Regions from separate parts of the Homo sapiens genome. Here all the other regions are linked to region 3. The links are chromatin contacts, found by Hi-C or POLR2A ChIA-PET in ENCODE. All regions are on one chromosome and are shown on one strand. Each heading gives the region's core, a stretch centred on a gene start or an enhancer-like site at or near the end of the contact. The rest is flanking DNA. Distances are from core to core; before and after follow the strand shown.

What was found. Hi-C counts contacts between places; a loop is a spot of excess contacts on that map. ChIA-PET counts read pairs that join two places held with the same protein, here RNA polymerase II (POLR2A). Pooled maps may share reads with other maps.
Region 1: a map with no recorded cell type shows a loop between it and region 3 (5-fold over the local background). The contact joins the promoter of SNHG30 here to the enhancer-like site in region 3. A Hi-C loop is called at or near these places in 1 of 168 maps with a recorded cell type or tissue (IMR-90), 1 of 37 single-sample maps with no recorded cell type and 2 of 50 pooled maps. POLR2A ChIA-PET finds 5 or more read pairs at or near these places in 3 of 52 experiments (activated naive CD4-positive, alpha-beta T cell and activated naive CD8-positive, alpha-beta T cell).
Region 2: a loop to region 3 is called in a pooled map, with 3 times the contacts of the local background. The contact joins the promoter of AP2B1 here to the enhancer-like site in region 3. A Hi-C loop is called at or near these places in 2 of 50 pooled maps. POLR2A ChIA-PET finds 5 or more read pairs at or near these places in 2 of 52 experiments (CD4-positive, alpha-beta memory T cell and MCF 10A).

Annotation. Positions count from the first base shown.
Region 1 is chr17:35,566,729-35,569,632 of GRCh38, reverse strand. It overlaps SNHG30 (small nucleolar RNA host gene 30), which reads right to left and starts at 1,519. Exons shown (of 2, transcript NR_135479.1): 1 at 1,132-1,519. It also overlaps the pseudogene RPL39P32. RefSeq lists enhancers at 1,653-1,782, 1,483-2,165.
Region 2 is chr17:35,585,677-35,588,617 of GRCh38, reverse strand. AP2B1 (adaptor related protein complex 2 subunit beta 1) reads right to left here and starts at 1,296. Exons shown (of 22, transcript NM_001030006.2): 1 at 1,190-1,296. RefSeq lists enhancers at 780-889, 151-1,350, 1,320-1,489 and a silencer at 1,120-1,239.
Region 3 is chr17:35,458,718-35,461,831 of GRCh38, reverse strand. It overlaps the pseudogene LOC100420061. Among named protein-coding and RNA genes, the nearest start is that of SLFN13, 12 kb to the right of the region's middle. RefSeq lists a silencer at 1,073-1,302. Within about 2 kb of position 1,336, at least 7 of the 41 ENCODE cell types and tissues checked have a DNase peak (open chromatin) inside an H3K27ac peak, as active enhancers do.

The DNA of each region.
Region 1 (2,904 bases), core at 270-2,769, 110 kb before region 3:
TCATCAGCTGGGCAAACCTCCCATGTGCTCCAGCCACATGCGGCAGGTACATTTTCCTAGTTCCTGGAGTGCTTTCTCCACCCCTTTCGATGGGGAGAAAACCTGAGTATACTTTTTTTTTTTTTTTTAAAGATTTTTAACATTATTTGGATTCTTAGTTTGTGGGAAAAGAGTAAGATAGACACATCTAGATTGTTATATAGCTCAGGCTTTTTAAGGGGGATATTTAAACATACAGTATATAACTTTAAAATGCCCAGGTGTGGGGAGATTTGCCTTATCACTCAAAAAAAGGGTCAAGAGTAATCATTCCAAGTTTAGGTTGAAGTGGGTAAGATTACAGCCAGAGATTAAAAGCTCACACATCCATAAGCAAGGTCCCAGTCAGGCATCTGGAAGGGCAAAGGGATGGCTCTGTGCTGGCTGAGTAAAAGGCGCTTTCATGGAGGGATAAATACCCACCCTAAGTATACTTTTTAAACTTTACTCAAGGCCGGGAGCGGTGGCTTTGGCCTGTAATCCCAGCACTTTGGGAGGCCGAGGCGGGTGGATCACGAGGTCAGGAGTTCAAGACCAGCCTGGCCAACATGGTGAAACCCCATCTCTACTAAAAACGCAAAAATTAGCCGGGCGTGGTGGTGTGCGCCTGTAATCCCAGCTACTTGGGAGGCTGAGGCTGAGAACTGCTTGAACCCGGGAGGCGGCGGTTGCAGTGAGCCGAGATAGCGCCACTGGACTCCAACCTGGGAGGCAGAGCGAGACTCCCGTCTCAAAAAAAAAAAAAAAACAAAACAAAAATAAACTTTACTCAAATATCACTTTCTGTTAAATGTCCTTAATTCCTTCAATCATCCCCCTCTTCTAACTCTCACAGCACTTTCTTCCACTACGGCACGCATCACACGCCAACTACTCACCAGTTCACGTTTTCCGCCCTCTCTCCCACTTGCCCAATCACAGAGTTCCTAAAGAACCAGGACTATGTTCTACTAGTCTTTGTAGCCACTGCACTCGGAATGGTGCCTAGTACATAGGAATGAGCGTTTAATTCATTGAATGAGCGACTCTTCCTACTAAACCCTAAGCTCCTAGATTATAAAAGCATCAACACAAGTTATAAATCCGACTTACCTCCAACATTTCACGTAGGTAAAGACCATACCTCAAGCACCTCCAAGCCCTCATTTCCCCAGCCTCTACCTCATGGCCCTCTGCACAGCCATCTGCGCACAACCAGTGCTTACACACAGGAGGCCCTCAAAATAATACTAATAATCTAAGGTCCAAATCCCACGAACTCCCGGGAAGACTGAGAGTGAGGCTGGAGCCAAGGCTTGAACCAAACACCCAGGAAGGAATCTGCAGCCCGCTTTTCTAAGTCGTAAAACTCCTACGACCTGGACTCTCTCAGGAAGCCTGCTCCGGCCTGAGGAGGATGGAGGTAGCCAAGCTCTCCAGATTTCTGTCCCGGGCCAAAGGTGCTTCCAGCTTCCCTCTCCTTTGCTTCTCCGCCCGGCTCAGGTCTTACAGCCTAGCGCGGCTCTCGCCGAACAACCAATCCCACGGCGGCCATCGGGTCACGTGGGCGCCCCTGAGGCGGGGCTGGTGGGAGGAGCAGCCAATCGAAGGCCGAGGCCAACGTCAGGGGTGGAGCAAAAGGGATGGCGGACGCATCTTTTCCGTCACTTCTTTGCGTCGCGGTCTCTATCCTGAGAGACCAGTCGCTTTCCAAGTTCTGAGCAATTCTCCCCCGCCCCCTCCACAATTCCTCGCCGTCGGCCGTCGGGGTGACTGTTAGGCAGAGTGGTTTTGCCTGTACCCTGTTTCATAACTGGGAATGAGCATTTGAGGCAGGATTATAGTGTGTGTGCCCTGGGATTGCGGGAAGAAATGGTTTTGGGTTTTTTTTTTTTTTTTTTTTGTGACAGGGTCTCACTCAAGTCGCCCAGGCTGGAGTGCAGTGGCGCGATCTCGGCTCACTGCCACTTCCGCCTCCCAGGCTCAGGCTATTCTCCTGCTTCGGCCTTCTGAGCAGCTTGGATTACAGGCAGGCGTCACCACGCCCGGCTGATTTTATTTATTTATTTATTTATTTATTTATTTATTTATTTATTTTCCTGAGATGGAGTTTCGCTCTGTCGCCCAGGCTGCAGTGTAGTGGCGCGATCTCGGCTCACTGCAACCTCCGCCTCCCAGGTTCAAGCGGTTCTCGTGCCTCAGCCTCCCGAGTAGCTGTATTACAGACACCCATCATCATGCCGGGCTAATTTTTGTACTTTTGTAGAGACGGGGTTTCAACGTGTTGGCCAGGCTGGTCTTGAACTCCTGACCTCAGGTGATCCTACCGCCTCGGCCTCCCACAGTGCTGGGATTACAGGCGTGAGCCACCGTGCCCGGCCTCAACTGTGTTTAGATTGGTGGGGGGCAGAGAGCGAAAGGAGGGAAAGCTATTGCAATGGTCCAGGTGAGAGCTAATAGGAGCTTAAATTAGATTGGCAGTGGAAATAGAGGAGTGGCATATGAAAGGCGAATGAGGATTGTGATGAATGTTAGACAGGAATGGGTAAAAGGACATGAAGAAGTAAAATGGAGAGTCTTCTGTACCAGACCCACTCAAGGCCTCTTTCGTTCGTTAAGGATTGGAGAGATTAGACAGTGAAGACAATGTGCCTTTGCGCGTGCTATTTCCTCTACCTGGTTTATCTTTCTCCCATCCATCTCCCTTTCTCTCAACCTGTTGCTTGCTTGCTTTCTTTTTTTTTTTTGAAATGAAAGGTCTCACATATTTATTACTGAACTCAGCCAACCAAAGCGTTCATAACAGATTCAGAGAGAAAAAATATGTCCCCAATAAAACATGTCCAACTCTCCAGATAGTGGTGACATTTTCAGGTTGATATGATA
Region 2 (2,941 bases), core at 47-2,546, 130 kb before region 3:
ATTGAAGTATACAAGGAAGGTAACTAATCATTTAAATTGATTCTCATTGAGACCACCTTCTTTCTTAGTCATTCTGCCTTTCTAAGCTTAATGCATTTACTTTCTTTTAAACCACAATGGTTATGATAAGTCTTTGGCAGTTTTCAAAACATTTTTTCTTCTCAAAAGTCAAGTTTGGCTGGGCGCGCTGGCTCACGCCTGTAATCACAAAACTTTAGGAGGCCGAAGCGGGAGGATCGCTTGGGCCCAGGAGTTCGAGACCAGACTGGGCTACACAGTAAGACCCTGTCACTAAAAATACAAAAATAAAATAAAATAAAAGTCAAAAGTTTAATGAAGCATCCGCGTGAGTTCAATAAAGGCCTGTCCCCCCCCACCCCACCCCTCCAATAGAAGACTACTCTTGAAAACAAGCAGCATGAACAAATGATTTGGATTCAAATGATAAGGAAATAACAGGACGTTCCAGTTTCTTTACTTTCAGCTTAATCTACAGCCTTTCCCAAACCAGACCATTACTGCAGAGCCCAGAAAAAGAAAAAAAAAAAAAAGATGCTGGGTTAAGATTTGCCCCCATTTGCTTCCCCCTCTCTTACATCGGGTCAATTCTGGAGGTTACTCTTTCCTTCCTCCAAGAGTAAGGAATGCCTCTTCTTTCCCCAGGTGGTCAAGATTCTAGCGATATGCTCCTCCATTACGGAGCAGGGAAGAGGTTGTCTCTTACCCTCAAGTTACCCGAGAGACGACGTTCGCCCATCAATGAGCAAACCTTTGAGGGAATCCCTTTTCCCTTTGGCTTGCTGGACACGTCTCAGCCTCTCAGTGAACGACGCCGAGCGGGGAAGAAAGACGGTTCCCCCCACGGCCTCCAGGCTCTATCAGCCACACCCCTGGCCTCTGGTCCCCCTAAACCCTCAATTCCGAAACACATCTTCCCCTCCTGCCCCCAACTACCTGCTGCCACACCCGAGGATTCCCTCACCGCACCACAGGCATCATGGTAGAGACCCTTTCTCCAACCTTTTCCCTCTCAATGGTCACACCCGACGGTTCCCTGCATCATCAACGGTCACGCTCTTAGGATTTCCTCGCCTCCGCCGGTCTCCGACCCAGCCTGGTGTTACCCTTCTCTCCGTCCCCGACCCCGTCAATTAGGGACACACCCTAAAGGCAACCGCCCTGAACTCACCGGAGGCGGAGGCGAAGGCGAGGGCGGGGGTGGCGGCGGGAGCCGGAGAGCACAGCCCAGGTGGTGGTGTAATGGTTTCCTGCCCGTCACGATTCTTTTCTAGGTCTAAGCCACTGCGCAAAACCCACTTTGCCAGGGACAAAGATGGTGGGCAGGAAACTCTGACGTCAGAGAACGTCGCCGCGTGACGTCATCGGGGTGCGCGGTAGACCTAGAAAGCCTGTGATCTCTTGTCGCCTTCCAGACCCAAAGATTTCCTTTGGTCCCGGCAAGCTAGCCCATCTGGGCCTCAGAGGATGTTAAGTGGCTACTCCAAAGGGATATATTTTAAAAAGCTGACAATGGATTTGTTTCCTCGCACAGAAATTCTCTGAAAAACGTAAACATAGAGATGATGAAATATCCTGTTCCTTTCTGAAAAAACAAAACCCCTCAGCTCATTTTCCTTCCAGGCTCAAGGGCGGACAATGGTGATATAGCCCAGGCCTATATACGGGCAGTGGGGCTAGAGGATAGTGCTGCACGTAAAAGAGGTTGAGGAGGCATTGGATGTGAGTTTGAATCCCTACCCTGAATGTGACTGAGACAGTTAATGTCTCATCAACCTTCTTATCTGTGAAATGAAGACAATGATAGTATCTCTCTCGGGCATGTGAAGTTTAAACCAGATAAATTAGGTAAAGTGCCTAGTATATAATAGGTGTGCTTACACAAAAGTAAGTTTCTTTCGGACACTAAGAGCTAGATTCCAGGACCTGGAACTGGAGAACAAGATTGATGATGTTAAATGAACTAGCTGTCCCTAAGGTTAATTTCAGGGTGTAAGGAAGGATGGAGAGCAAAGTGATGATTTTTCTCACATTTTGCCTATGAACTCTGTGAGTCAAAAAGTGTTTCAGTATTTTAAAACTTCATTCTTAAAAAAGTGATCAGAAGTACATTAAAATTTTGTATAACATACTCATGTATTATTATTTCCTCTGTTATTAAAATAGGGGAATAGGGGAAATTAGAAAGCCAGGTATAAGGTGAGAGAATGCAAACAGTTATGGTAAATCAGATAGCTGCATAATGTTATAGAATATTTTATGACAGAAAATTCATAAAGTGTTAAGCAAAAAAAGGACACCAAACAATACAGTATACAGTATGACTATATATGTATAGAAAAAAAAGGCTAGGATAGGCCAGGCGTGGTGGCTTACACCTGCAATCCCAGCCCTTTAGGAGGCTGAGGTGGGTGGATCACCTGATGTCGGGAGTTTGAGACCAGCCTGGCCAATGTGGTGAAACCCTGTCTCTACTGAAAAAACAAAAATTAGCTGGGGGTGGTGGCACACGCCTATAATCCCGGCTACTCAGGCGGCTGAGGCAGGAGAATGGCTTGATCCCAGGAGGTAGAGGTTGCAATGAGCCCAGATCTCGCCACTGCACTCCAGCCTGAGTAACAAAGCCAGACTCATCTCAAAAGAAAAAAAAAAAAAAAAAGCTTGGATATTCAGCAGAACGTTAAAAGTGGTTATTGCAGGATAGTGAGAGTTTTATTTTTCTTCCTAATATTTTTCTGTATTTTTCAAAGTGTTCTACAATGAACATGTATTTATTTCTATGTTGGGATGTGCCTTTTAAATCATATTGTTGAAAAATATGATACAGAAAAATGCTTTGAAATAAGAAAAAAAAAAAGATACAAAACTCTAAATCCAGAGGAGTATATATACCTATTAGTGGTTCCCTCTGGGTGCTGATTAC
Region 3 (3,114 bases), core at 87-2,586:
GCCAAGATTGTGCCACTGCACTCCAGCCTGGGTGACAGAGCAAGGCTTCGTCTAAAAAAAAAAAAAAAAAAAAAAAAAGACATATTATGCAAACAAAAGAGAGCAGGTGCGGCTATACAAATATCAGATAAAGTAAAGAAAATTACCAGAGACGCATAGGGATATTATATTAATGATGAAAAGATCAGTTAACCAGGAAGATATGGCCATCTACATGTATGTATATCAAACAACAGAGCTGCAAAATATGTGACACAAAAAGTGATAGCACTGAAAGGAGAAGTAGACTTCACAATTGTAGTTAGGGACGTCATCACCCTTGTACCTCGTAGTACAAGTAGACCAAAAAATCTATAAGGCAGATTTGAGAGCAGCCTGCACAACACAGCAAGACCCCATTCTTAAAAAAAATTTCTGGGGGGGCATGTTGGTGCATGCCTGTAGTTCTAGCTACTTGAGAGGCTGAAGTGGGAGGCTTGCTTGAGTCCAGGAAATGAGGTTGCAGTGAACTATGATCATGCCACTGCACTCCAGCCTCAGTGACAGAGCGAGACCCCGTCTTAAAGAAAATCTGCAAGGGTATAGAAGAACTTAACACCACCAGTCAACATGTTACTCAACAACAGCAAAACATATATTCTTCTCAAATGCCTATGGAACATATACCAAGATAGACCAGAACCTGAGCCATAAAACAAACCTAAACAAATGTTAAAGAATTGAAATTATACTCAGAGTGTGTTCTATGACCAAAATGGAACCAAACTACAAATCAATGGCAGAAAGGTAACAGGAAAATTTCCAAACACTTAGAAAGTTAAAACGTACTTCTAAGTAATCCATAGGACAAAGAGGTTGTCTCAGGGTAAATTTTAAAAATGCAGTCGAGTGAAAATGAAAACATATCAAAATTCGTGAGACATAGATAATGAGAGTGAGGAGATTCAGTGATGAGTAAAATTTAAGTGCACATATTAGTGTGGTAGGCTAAATTATGGCCTTCTCCGAGTAGCGCGCCAGGCCGCCACTTCCCGCGGGCGGTGCTGCCAAGGCAGGCCACCTGCGCGGGGCAGTCAGAGTCCCCCTACTTGAGCGGGTTGTGGCGGAGAGCGGGGCAGGGATTGGCTGGAGTGTGGCAGCCCAGCGGGGCGGGGGCGGGGGCGGGGCCGGCCTCTGGCTCCCTCTTCCTCCGCAGGTGGCTGGAGGCCGCAGAGCAATACAGTTCGCTCACCTCTCGCCGGCCGCGTCTCCTTCCGGCTCTCCTCGCGTCACCGGAGCTGCGGCGTTCGCCAAGAACTACCTGGAGGCATCCTCCCTGCCCAGCGGCGATTGCGGCCGCCCCAGGGCGCGGCCCAGAGGAAACTGGGTGACGGTGGTGCTCGGTGTGCAGTGGGGCGACGAAGGCAAAGGGGAGGTGGCGGATCTACTGGCGCAGGACCCCATGTGCCGCTGCCAGGGAGGAAATAATGCTGGCCATACAGTTGTTGTGCATTCTGTGGAGTATGATTTTCATCTCTTACCCAGTGGAATAATTATTCCAAATGTTACTGCATTCAATGGAAATGGTGTGGTAATTCATCTACCTGGATTGTTTGAAGAAGCAGAGAAAAATGTTCAAAAAGGAAAAGGACTAGAAGGCTGGGAAAAAGGCTTATTTTATCTGACAGAGCTCATATTGTATTTGATTTTCATCAAGCCGCTGATGGTGTCCAGGAACAACAGAGACAAGAACAAGCAGGAAAAAATTTGGGTACAACAAAAAAGGGCATTGGCCCAGTTTATTCTTCCAAAGCTGCTCGGAGTGGACTTAGGATGTGCGATCTTGTTTCTGACCTTGTTGGCTTCTCTGAGATGTTTAAAGTTCCAGCTAAACAATACAAATCTATACATCCCACTTTGGAAATAGACATTGAAGGTGAATTACAAAATCTCAAGGAAATTGGAGAATTATTACAAACAAAGGGTAGAGAGTTTGGTGTAACTATTGGAAGGAAAAGAAGATGTGGCTGGTTGGACCTCGTTTTGCTCAAATATGCTCATATTATCAATGGATTTACTGCGCTGGAAGTTACCAAGTTGAATATTTTGGACATGTTTATGGAAATCAAAGTTGGAGTTGCTTACAAGTTAGATGGTCAAATCATACCTCATATTCCAGCAAATCAAGAAGTCTTAAAGTTGAAGTTCAATATAAGACTCCATGAGAATGGAACACAGACATATCAAATGCAAGGGCATTTAAAGAACTACCTGTTAATGCACAAAACTATGTTCGATTTATTGAAGATGAGCTTCAAATTCCAGTTAAATGGATTGGTGTTGGTAAATCCAGAGTCTATGATTCAACTCTTCGAATGATTGACAGTAAAGCAAGAAACACTCCTTGAGAGGGAGGGGAAAAGACTTTCTTAAATACTTCAATTAAGACCTACAAATTCAAGAATAAATAAATTGAAGTGAGTTTTAGGCCCTACGGTTGTTTCCAGTCTTTTCAGATGGATACCTATTGTGGAGATTAACTTTGGCATATTCCAGTGTCAGCTTTCCTTAGCTGGCATAATTTGTTGCTCCTGCTGCTCTCATGGTGCCACTTTTTTTTTTAATGTTTAGTAATAATATAATTCATGTTTGAAATCTAAAGTAGAATTACTTTTAATGTAGTTTTTCTTCATTATTGTCATTGTGTGTTCTTAAGTTTTACCCCTATTAGATAGTAAGAACAATTAATGCAGTTTTGCACAAATATTTTTACATTCTGATCATTCAATTCTGTCGTTGTAATCTTTGTTGTTAGAAACAAATGATGAAAACATAGGGGTTCTGTAAACTTTTGTAATGCTATGAGTTCTGTTTAAATTGTGGACTGTTTATTTTCTGCTGAGACCATTGCAAAATTTGAAAGTCGGCAGCCTCAAAGATTGGTGGTAGATAAGCCCACAAAAATGAGAAAGAATCCATGCGGAAACTCTGAAAACTTAAAAAGCCAGAGGGTCTCTTCTCCTCCAAATGATCACAACATTTTTCCAGCAAGAGCACAGAACTGAGCAGAGGCTGAGATGGATGAGTTGACAGAAGTAGGCTTCAGAAGGTGGGTAGCAATAAACTTCACTGAAG